Linked DNA regions of Homo sapiens: region 1 is linked to region 2. Evidence: chromatin contacts called from ENCODE Hi-C or POLR2A ChIA-PET data. All regions are on one chromosome and are shown on one strand. Each heading gives the region's core, a stretch centred on a gene start or an enhancer-like site at or near the end of the contact. The rest is flanking DNA. Distances are from core to core; before and after follow the strand shown. Region 1 overlaps AKAP13 (A-kinase anchoring protein 13). Region 2 overlaps AKAP13 (A-kinase anchoring protein 13).

What was found. Hi-C counts contacts between places; a loop is a spot of excess contacts on that map. ChIA-PET counts read pairs that join two places held with the same protein, here RNA polymerase II (POLR2A). Pooled maps may share reads with other maps.
Region 1: a loop to region 2 is called in a pooled map, with 2.0 times the contacts of the local background. The contact joins two enhancer-like sites. A Hi-C loop is called at or near these places in 5 of 168 maps with a recorded cell type or tissue (B cell, Calu3, GM23248 and 2 more), 1 of 37 single-sample maps with no recorded cell type and 6 of 50 pooled maps. POLR2A ChIA-PET finds 5 or more read pairs at or near these places in 5 of 52 experiments (CD4-positive, alpha-beta T cell, Caco-2, OCI-LY7 and 2 more).

What each region holds. Positions count from the first base shown.
Region 1 is chr15:85,551,039-85,556,610 of GRCh38, forward strand. All of the region lies in intron 5 of AKAP13 (A-kinase anchoring protein 13), which reads left to right. Among named protein-coding and RNA genes, the nearest start is that of AKAP13, 170 kb to the left of the region's middle. Within about 2 kb of position 4,238, at least 4 of the 41 ENCODE cell types and tissues checked have a DNase peak (open chromatin) inside an H3K27ac peak, as active enhancers do.
Region 2 is chr15:85,503,200-85,508,558 of GRCh38, forward strand. All of the region lies in intron 2 of AKAP13 (A-kinase anchoring protein 13), which reads left to right. Among named protein-coding and RNA genes, the nearest start is that of AKAP13, 130 kb to the left of the region's middle. Within about 2 kb of position 2,057, at least 5 of the 41 ENCODE cell types and tissues checked have a DNase peak (open chromatin) inside an H3K27ac peak, as active enhancers do.

The sequences.
Region 1 (5,572 bases), core at 2,988-5,487, 50 kb after region 2:
TCACAACCTGTCTTTAGGTTGTATTTGGATTTATTCATAGAATTTTGTGAGGAGGCATGTTTGGTAGCATTTTCAGGCTTTTAACCTAATTAATTTATGATGGTTAATAACTCTGGTTCTCAGTGCCTTTTTTTCCCCCTAAGTTTTCAGCTGGACAACTTTAAGCATTTTGACATTTTGTATTTTTTAAACCATTTAACTAGTAATCTCAGGATTGCCTATCTGGCAACATGCTAGAAAATTGCAAAATGTACTTTCTGAAGATAATATTGTACTTATAGAGCAATTTATTGTATTCGTTGCTAGGTATTTTGTGTAAATTCTCATATCTTTATCCTCTCCCCAGCCCTTTGAAGGTGGGCGTTTTATCTCCATTGCACAAGGAAATGTAATAGCCATAGCTGGTAAGTGATGGAGGAATAATTTGAACCAGGTTGTAACTCCAAGTCCTGTGAACTTTTACAAACTCCCTTGGGCTTTCTAAGAAGATGGGTAGGAATTTAAAGTTGGTTGGAATCACAGAGCCATTCCAAGCATCTTGTGTTTCTATAAACTTCTTTTCTCTCCCTGCAGAATGACACATATGTACTGAGCAAGGTATGTGTTTGTTCTTGGTTGCCGTATAACATTTAGACTTCAGAGTGGTCAGAGTTGTGAAATTACACTACTTGATCTGTGGTAACAAATTATCTATGGCAACAGCATGTGATTTGTTTCTGACTTCACTTCAGGCTTAAGTGGAAGAAAATACAGACCTGGAGTATAGGGCTTGATAGTCAGGTGTGAGAAAATGAAGGATCAGTTGATAGCACCTTCTGCTCTTAAAAGCTACATGTGATTTTTACTTGGTCAATTCTAAAGTTTTCTTAAACGCATACCAATAGAAAGAATGACTTGAACATTTTACCTGCATTTATTATTGGCAGAAATAGAAGTGATTGGGGAAACAAGGAAAGTGATTAGAGAAACAAGAAAAAAACTAGGTGTGTTGAATAAACATTTTCACTAAAACCATTATTTGGCTGGAGCAGAATATCACCAGCATAGAATGAAGTTACGCGATACAAGAATAAATATGAGGTAGTAAAAAAATACAACCAATCCTATGCATTTATTAATATCTGCCTGTTCTGTTTTGAAAGTTTAACCTTATAGTAGGAGAACAGTTTCTCAGCATTACCAACTTCTAGATTGTTCTTGATTCATTAAACAGCATATACAACTTGTCCTGGCACATCAGTAAGACCTCTATCTAGTTGAACTACAGACAGTTATAATTCAGGGAAGTTTTTCAGTAACATGTTCTAGAAGGAATTTTGTGTTAGGATTCTGGATTTAATGAATCACAAAAATCTTTTAGCTGCTGAAATTGGTTATCATTGTATAATAATCATTTTGACAAGGTTTTGTTTAAATCTTTAATGTCCATAGACATAAATAAGGCGCAGTATTCTTAAGTATTCTTCTTAAAGCCTATTTTGTTTTATTAATGAAAACAAAATGTATTTGAGGTACCTGATATTTTTCCTAACACTTTTAAAAATACATTTATATCAGGATTGAGGATAATTTATCATCGTTTTTTTGGCCTTTTTTTTTTTTTTTTTGAGACGGAGTCTCGTTCTGTCACCCAGGCTGAAGTGCAGTGGTGCGATCTCAGCTCACTGCAACCTCCGCCTCCCGGGTTCAAGTGATTCTTTTGCCTCAGCCTCCTGAGTGGCTGGAACTACAGGCGTGTGCCACCATGCCCGGCTAATTTTTTTGTATGTTTTTTCACCGTGTTAGCCAGGATGGATTTATCATAGTTTTTATACATGATTTTGGCCATTTTTTCTTACAAAATTTGGAGATGGCAATGTTGACATTCTGCTCTTAATTTTATTCTTATGTGAATGATTTTCAAATTGAACTTACCCTAGAAAGACACATGGCCTAAATGGAATATCTACAATTTAAAAAATTGTTTTATTTAATGTTTAGTGTTCTGAACACTAGTTAATAAAAAGTTAAATCTAGAGTTTTAATATAATCTAACATCTGTAATTCTTTTTTTTTTTTTTTTTTGGAGACGGAGTTTCGCTCTTTTTGCCCAATTTGGAGTGCAATGGCGCGATCTCAGCTCACTGCAACCTCCACCTCCCAGATGCAAACAATTCTCCTGCCTTGGCCTCCTGAGTAGCTGGGATTACGGGCACTCGCCACCATGCCCAGCCAATTTTTTGTAGTTTTAGTAGAAACAGGGTTTCACCATATTAACCAGGCTGGTCTTGAACTCCTGACCTCAGGTGATCCGCCTGCCTCGGCCTCCCAAAGTGCTGGGATTACAGGCATGAGCCACCGTGCCTGGCCTAACATCTGTAATTCTTATACCATTTAAATTTTAATAAATATTTGTTGGCTTAATAAAGATAAAATGTTCTTCCTAAGGTTATCTAGCCGGTGCACTATCTCTTAATATTCATTTTAACTGTCAAACTATTTATCCATTTGAAAACTCTTTAGTTGTTTTTGCATATGACATTAACAGTTTCTATAGTCACTGATTATTGTACCATTTTATTCTTATAGTACATATTTTATGCTTTAACTGGCCAATAGAATTTCTGCATAAAAAGCACATAAGGAGATTTGTACTTTAAATCAGGGGTCCCCACCGCCTAGGCTACAGACTGGTACTGGTCCATGGACTGTTAGGACCCAGGTTGCACAGCAAGAGGTGAGTGTCAGGCGGGCGAGCGAGCATTACCACCTGAGCTTGCCTACTGTCCAGTCAGTGGTGACATTAGATTCTCATAGGAGTGGAAACCGTATCGTGAACTGCATATGTGAGGGATCTAGGTTGCATGCTTCTTATGAGAATCTAATGCCTGATGATCTGAGGTGGAACAGTTTCATCCCAGAACCATTCCATACCCCGCCCCCTCATCTGTGGAAAAATTGCCTTCCGTGAAACTGGTCCTTGGTGCGAAAAATGCTGGGGACCGCTGGTTTAGATTATGTAGAGAATGCTTACATAGTACTCTTTATTTTAATAGTATTTCTTGTATTGGTGGTGCTGCCTCACTGATAGTGATGGTAGCCCTGTAATCACTTAATCCTTGTTCAGCAGGCATCCATCTCTTTGGCCTTAAAAATGGCAAAGCTGAACTTGGTGTGTCCCTATTGTTTAACATCTCTTATAGGCCTCAGTTTCTTCATCTACAAAATAGGGAAAAATAATATGTACCTCATAGATCTGTTAGGATTAAACAAGAACATGTTTATAAAGTTCTTAGGAGCTTAGATATCTCTTTATTTGGAGAGCTAGGAAGGACAATTCATTGGAAATATTTCAGGTGCGTATGAATATGATATCTCTTTTAACCACCATTCAGTTTCTGACTTACTGTTTCCTAGTCAGCCTCACCCCACAATTGTAACTATCTCTTAACCTAGTGGGGAAACCAAGCCCCATTTTCCTTACAGAATTTTGGAGGGTAAATTGTGGTAGGTGTTGTAGGGGTAGTTGCTTGACACTTACCCCACAAGCAGGCTTCCCTTACTTTTTTTTCTTTTTTTTTTAAGTCTAATACTCAGAAGTTGCCTTCTTTTTTGGTTCATTAGAATTATACCAGCCCTCTAGCATACCACACAGTCACAATATATCAATCGTTTCGGGTGTCCAGACAGCTAACATTTTGAATTCACATTCATTTAATCCTCATGACAGATTTAGTATTTTCACTTTACAGATGAGGAAATTGAAGCGCAGAGAAATTTAAGTAGTCCAAGATCACAAAGATGGTAAGGTGAGAGTAAGGAATCAAACCAACTCTGTCTGACTTTCCAGCTTATGCTCTAACAATTACCTTATAAAACTTTTTTTGTTTAAAAGCACAAAATTTAGAGCAAATTACTCATAGACAGTAGTTGCTTCAAGGATGTGCCTTCTTTTTCTTTGCACTCTCCTTATGCTAATTATTAAGGCGAGAGTGGCAGTTCTATGTTCCCTCCCCCCCAAAAAAAGGAAGGAAAAGAGGAAAACTAAGTTTCAGTGCTAAAATATCTTGTGGCCCTGGGTATGCAGGATTGCATATCTGACCATAACTAGCCTAGCAGCGAGTTCCCTACGGATAGCTAAAATACATCATTTTGAGGTGGATTAGCTACCCCCCACCCCCTACCCCTTTCTGGCATTTAGCTTCTCCAGCTCCATTTGAGTAGAGTTGTGGTTGGGTTTGTAGAACTCATTAAGGTTGGACACTATTATGGTGATGTGGTTTTGAGAAGATATTGCAATAGCCCTCAGAAAAGGAACTAGATGCTGCAGTTCCTTGTCAGAAGTAAACTTGGAGCGAAACACGCCTTTAGGAGGGGTAACCAGGCTGCTTTCCTCTATTTTTAAAGCTGTAGTATGAAGCCAAAACTAAAAGAGGATGGGCTTGCGATATTCGGGGTGCTTGGGCAGCCATGTGTGAGTATCAGCTTCCAGACCAATGCTTTGTTAATCTTCATTGTTTATTCTCTGACATTTTCTCTGGCTTTTTGCTGTAACTCAACCTGAAGCATCATTGAACTTCCCTGAAGGACTTGTGTTGTTAGGATCAGAAAAGTGTTCTTCTCTGCAGTTAAGTTAATTTGACTGGGTTTTCTATGTATGTTAGCATAAAACCCCATTGTTTTCTTGCGCATGCTAGGCAAGGTAAGAAGGCAGAGACTGATTGGTTGTTGATTATTGCATGGCAGGTAGAATGCTAGAAAATTAGTTGAAACTCATCCTGGGCTTATTGAATTTTGTTGTATCATATACATAAACTGTGGACACTTGGTTTGGATGCTGTAACCTTATCTCTGAGAAATGGCTTCTAATTTGTGTTATTTTGCATTTGAAAAACTTGCTATGGATTTTATAAAACTTATAACAAAAACCCTAATATACTTTATTAGCTTCTGATAAATATTACATCAGACATCCAGTTAGTATAATTTGAATGTGGTTTGAAACTTTTTTAGAGGTAGGTTTCGTTGTGGGTAGTGGAAGGAGGCACATAAGTTTTAGAGTTAGCTCTGAGTACAGATTGTGGCCGTTTCACTTACAGCTGTGAATTCTTGGGGAAATTATTCATTAAGTCTCAGTTTCCACACATGCAACATGGAAATACACTGATACCTGCCTCAGAGTTTTTGTGAGGATTAAAAGTAAATAATAAACCAACAACATAGTCATTTTATTATCGCTATCAAATATGTACCGTACATAATTTTATGTGCTATACTTTTATATGACTGGCAGCACAGTAGGTTTGCTTTCACCAGTATCACTGCAGATATGCAGTGCATTACAACATTATGACAGCCGTAACATCATTGAGTGATAGGAATTTTCCAGCTGCATTATAATCTTACTGGACCATCATTCCATATATGGTCTATCATAGACTGAAACATGGCTAAGTGGCACATGACTGTAGTAAATATTGTTAGCATCCTTCTTTTGTTTTGTCATTTTTGCCTTCCTCCCCCTAGTGTTTTCTCACCCCTCCAAGAATAAAATCCTAGTTCCTACCAGGACTCACAAAGCTCTGTGAAATCT
Region 2 (5,359 bases), core at 807-3,306:
GCCATTATTTCATGCATTTCAGATATGGGATTATAATAATTTCCATCCTCTTAGAGTTTACAATCTAGGAGTTCTTACAGGGAATTTGAGGTAGCTCCTAAAAGAATCAGCAGTTTTAAATACACAGCTGGTAACAAGGGAAGCTGGTATTCTAAGTCACGTGATTTCAAAGCCTGTGGTCTTCCTCTGGTACTATAGCCCCCAAAGCAATGCTGTCCATTCTGTATTGGTACCTTCCCTTCTTAATCTTGTAGTTGACAGTGTCCCACTTCCCAACTTTGAATGTCTCTTTTCCATGGTCTCAGCATGTTGTACCCTGGGTTAGGAATGATGTGTGACCAGAGGTGATTCAACTTGACCTGCTGGGCTCCGTGACTTAGGCATTGCTGGTGCAGAGATGACGATTGTGCAAACCTGATGGACTCATGGAATCAGAGGGCACCTTGATCTGCCTGCAGTGGGTGAGGCATAGTATGTATTAGATCAGGTAAAGGAGGCCCTTCATCTGAGGAAGGGGCCCAGGTTTCTACTTAGAAAAGAAAGGCATTGTATTTCATGCTTTACTCTCTCGCTCTAATCATCAGTGTGACAGATAAAGGGAGCAGCATGGCCGAGTAGTGAGACAGGTAGGAAGAGTGAGCCTTGAACATGTGTTCATGAATTCTCAGGGGCTTGGTATACTTGTAGCAAAGTGTTTGAGGAGAGGCTCTGTGAGGGAGATGATGCTGGAGGGGTCAGTGAGGGCTAGGTTTGTTGGGGGCTTTGTGTGCTGTGTGTTGAAGGGACATGCTCAGGCATAGGGCTTTATCAGGAGAGTAGCTTGATCAGATTGTATTTTGGAGACTCTGTGCTTCCCAGTGTGTGGAGGCCAGCTTAGAAGCCTGGAGTCCCAACTTAATTGATGACTTTGGAGAAAAACAAGAGAACTGAGGATAATAAATAACCAAGAAAGCTAGGTGAATAACTGTAAGATATAGGTGAGAGCAGAAGTCAGATCTTCAGATTTTAATGACAGAATGTCACCTTTTCAATCAGCAACAAAGTAGCCGAGTATAATCTTCAACCATCTGCTCTCTGGGAGAGGAGAGAGGAGAGGGGAAGGAGCGAGGAATGAGGAGCCAGAGAGATTGATTTTAGCTAATCACTTCTAACTCTTTCATTAAATTTTTATGGAGAATTAATACAGGCTGGGCGCAGTGGCTCGTGCTGGTAATCCCAGCACTTTGGGAGGCTGAAGTGGGAGGATAGCTTAAGCCCAGGAGTTCAGGACCAGCCTATGCGATGTGGTGAGACCCTGTCTTTACAAAAAAAAAAAAAAAAAAAAAAAAAAAAAAAAGAAAAAATTAGCCAGGCATGGTGGCGTGCATTTATAGTCCCAGCTATTTGGGAGGCTGAGACAGGAGGGTTGCTCAAGCCTGGAAGATCGAAGCTGCAGTGAGCCATGGTCGCACCACTGTACTCCAGCCTGGGTGACAGGGCCCAACACCCTGTCTCCAAAAAAAAAAAAAAAAAAAAATCCTTACATGTCTGCATTTTAGCCAAATATATGGTTTTGTTAGCAAAAGAGAGAATGTCTCTTTAAGTATTGACCTAATTAATAATTCTACCACTTCCAGAGAGTTGTGAAACATTTTTCAGAGGTAGAGACACTCTCGCTTGCTCTTTCTCGCTCTCTCTCTCTTGCTCTCTCGCTCTTGCTCTCCCTCGCACCCTCTCCCCCTCTCCCCCTCTCTCCCATCTCTCTCTCTCTCCCTCTCTTTTGCTCTCACTCTCTGTGTGTGTGTGCGCACATGTGTTTGAAAGCCAGCACCATCTGAACAATTTAGCTTTGCTGGACAAAAATAGACTTGAGAGGGAGAATTGTACATTGAAACAAGAAGAACTTACACTCTTACAATTTTTCAACACTCTCTTCCTTTTAAGGAATACTTCTCATTAAAGGGACCATACATTAAATTATATCCAAACTTGAGTAGTTTTAATTTCTTTTCTGTCTGAAATCCCTGTTAGAACAATCTCTAAAACTACTCCATAGACACAGAACTTGAGTAGATTTATTGAGCGCCATCTGCTGGCTTTGTTTTAATGGACCAAATAGGTGGTGCCTGGACATCTTTAAGAATTATCCTGTATCTTAGTGTTGCAAAATTATGAAGCTGGAAGACAGTATGAATTTGGGCTATGACTGGTAGTAGTATTTAAAATAATAGTTTTGTGTTGGCATTGAGAAAGGGGTATGGTTTTGGCAGGAGAATACACACAACCTGATTAAAAAAGAAGACAGGTTATAGGGATTTCATTGGCCAGTATCTTTATTGGGCAAAAGATTAGCCTAGTTTAAATAAAAAGTAACCTTAAATGCCAAATAAAATTCTTTAATATTTTCTAACAGTGAAGTCAACCTAAGTCTTTATCTGGAATGACTTTATGTAAAAGTCGATAAATTTCTTGGTGGATTTCTATTCGTGTTGCATGAGATACTTTGAGGTGTCTTTTAAAGAAAGATTTATAAAAATGGCTTTGTTGGCTAGTTTCAAGAATGCGTTTTATTTTGAGGGATGTGGATACTATCTTAGTATTTTCCTGCTGAGACAGATATAGGAAAAGCCCCTAGGTTAAATAAATAAGGGTGAAGCTGTTAGGTGCTCTTCTTGTCATTAGTCTTTTTGAATTTTAGTTATATTTTAAGTGACTTCTTAAGGGCAACTGAGCTAAAAATTTGGCATACCCAGACCATTAGACTCTAGATCTTTTAATTAATTTCTCATCCAGTCATCTTAAGTATTTAAGATGAATTGTAGAAAGATTGTCAGGCCGGGCGTGGTGGCTCATGCCTATAATCCCAGGACTTTGGGAGACCGAGGAGGTGGGCGGATCACTTGAGGTCAGGAGTTCAAGACCAGTCTGGCCAACATGGTGAAACTCCGTCTCTACTAATACAGAAAAATTAGCCGGGCACCTGTAATCCCAGCCACTGGGAAGACTGAGGCAGGAGAATTGCTTGAACCCATGAAGTGGAGGTTGCAGTGAGCTGAGATTGTGCCACTGCACTCCAGCCTGGGCAACAGAGCGGGACTCCATCTCAAAAACAACAAAAAAAGAAAGATTGTTTACAGAAAGAGAGACCAGAAAGGAATTCGTGCATTCATTTGGCCAACATTTATTGAGCACCTAGAACAACGAGACATACCTTTAGGCAATGATGTAGCATTGAATAAAACAAATATGGTCCCACCTCTCAGGAAGCTTACGTAACAGTTGGGAGGAAAGGGGAACTCAGATAAATACATAAATACATGCTTTTAGAATTTTATATATACATATAGGTATAATATATAATGTATTAAATAGACATACATGAATAAATACGTGTCAGAAAGTAAATGATGCTATGGAAAAAATAAAGCAGGGCAAGATAGATAAGGAGAGTTAGGGTAGGAGAGCTCATACTTCATTGAGGATGGTCAGGGATGACCTCACTGCTAAGGGGACATATGAAGACCAATGGTTATTAGTGTTATATAAAACAGTTGTTTATGATCGTCTTGCCTGACCTTCACCAACCATGTACAGAAAGCACATGGGACAGATGATGTTATTAATCGTTTCATGGGCCCCCTTGGTCTAGAATATAAAGGCTGATCCTTGGCACTGCTTTATGCCCATGTTCCCTATGCTGAAGCCATGGTCCGTTAGTCCTTGAATACACCGTGTTTGTTCAGTTCTGTGCCTTCGTACATACTCTCCCCTCCTTGGAGTGACTTTATCTCTTGTCTTCCTAGTCAGCTCTTACATGGCTTTTGAAATTCATAAATTTTACTTTCTCTGGGTAGCCTTTGTAGTCTCCTCTGGCAAATTTTCTTCCTTCTCTTTCTTTATCTTCTGTTAGGCCATAGCACTTTTGAAATGTTTCTATTTATAGCACCTGTTATATCACTGTAACTGTATGTTGGCATGAGTTTCTTCTACTAAATCAGGGGGTCTTAATCTGTTTTTTGTTGATGTCTTTGGGGGTGTGTGAACTGCTGGAAAACTGTACTAAAAGGTTATATTAGACTAGTGGTTGGCAAGCTACAGCCTGTGAACCAAATCTAGCCTGCTGCCTGTTTTTGTAAATAAAGTTTTGTTGAAACACAGTCACTCCCATTTCTTTATGTATTGTCTATGGCTCCTTTTGTGCTACCAAAAAAAAAAAAAACATAAGAAACGAGTAGTTGCAGTAGTAACCATATTTCCCACAAAGCCGAAAATATTTACCATCTGAGTCTTCACAGATAAAGTTTGCCAATCCTGATATTAGATGAAATGGGGATTAAAAAGGAAACATTTGGTGTTGTATGGCATGAAGCTGACTGCCTTTTCCTTGTGTCTAGAAACCACAGCAAAGACAGAACAAGTCACCTAACTTCAAGTTTCTCTTTGCCCCAAGACAGAGGGCATGACATTCTTTTAGTCAACCAATTTGGATGTCACCAACACCTGATGACAGGTGGTGGTCGTGTGGCCAAGAATGGGAGCTTCTGGGGACTGGTGTAATCAGCTTGCTTCCTTTAGAACTGACATCCCCAAAGCAGCGGCAAGTGGGAGTAGGATATGATGGCAGTAGCACCTAATCACCCTCCTCCACTCCCACACATCAGACTGGTGGTGCTCCCTGGGCACAGGTGGGCACCTGCTGGAAAAGTTTTCAGTGTGCTTCTTCTGAGACTTGCCCATGAGGGCGTGGCAGGAATGGGGGCCATGGATCCTGGCAAGGATATATTCCTAAACTGTCCTTGATGGTGTAGGTCCCTCCTCCTTTTCTCTGTGGCATTTTGCTTTGTCCATTTGATGCCATATCTTTACAGATGGGTTTCAGCAAGATATTCTCAAAGCATTTCAAGCAGGAATGAGCCCTGAGTAATATTGATGGAGCCTCTCTTTTCCTCAGGCACTTTGTGTAATTTTTTTTTTTTTTTTTTGAGATAGGGTCTCACTCTTGTCACCCAGGCTGGAGAGCAGTGGCACAGTCTTGGCTCATTGCAGCCTCGACTTCCTGGGCTCCAGCAGTCCTTCTACCTCAGCCTCCTGAGTAGCTGGGATACAGGCATGCACTACCGTGTCTGGCTAATTTTTGTATTTTTTGTAGAGATGGGGTTTTGCTGTGTTGCCCAGGCTGGTCTTGAACTCCTGGGTTCAAGCAATCCACCTGCCTCGGCCTCCCAAAGTGCTGGGATTACAGACGTGCGCTATCGTGCCTGGCCTTGTGTAGATTTTTTTAAAGGTAAGGGGTTGAAGTGGGGAATTCCAGCCCTCTGACGGGGGTGGTGGTACTGCTGGCTCTTTAGCTGAGTCCTCTATCGTGTTTCATCTGGACCAC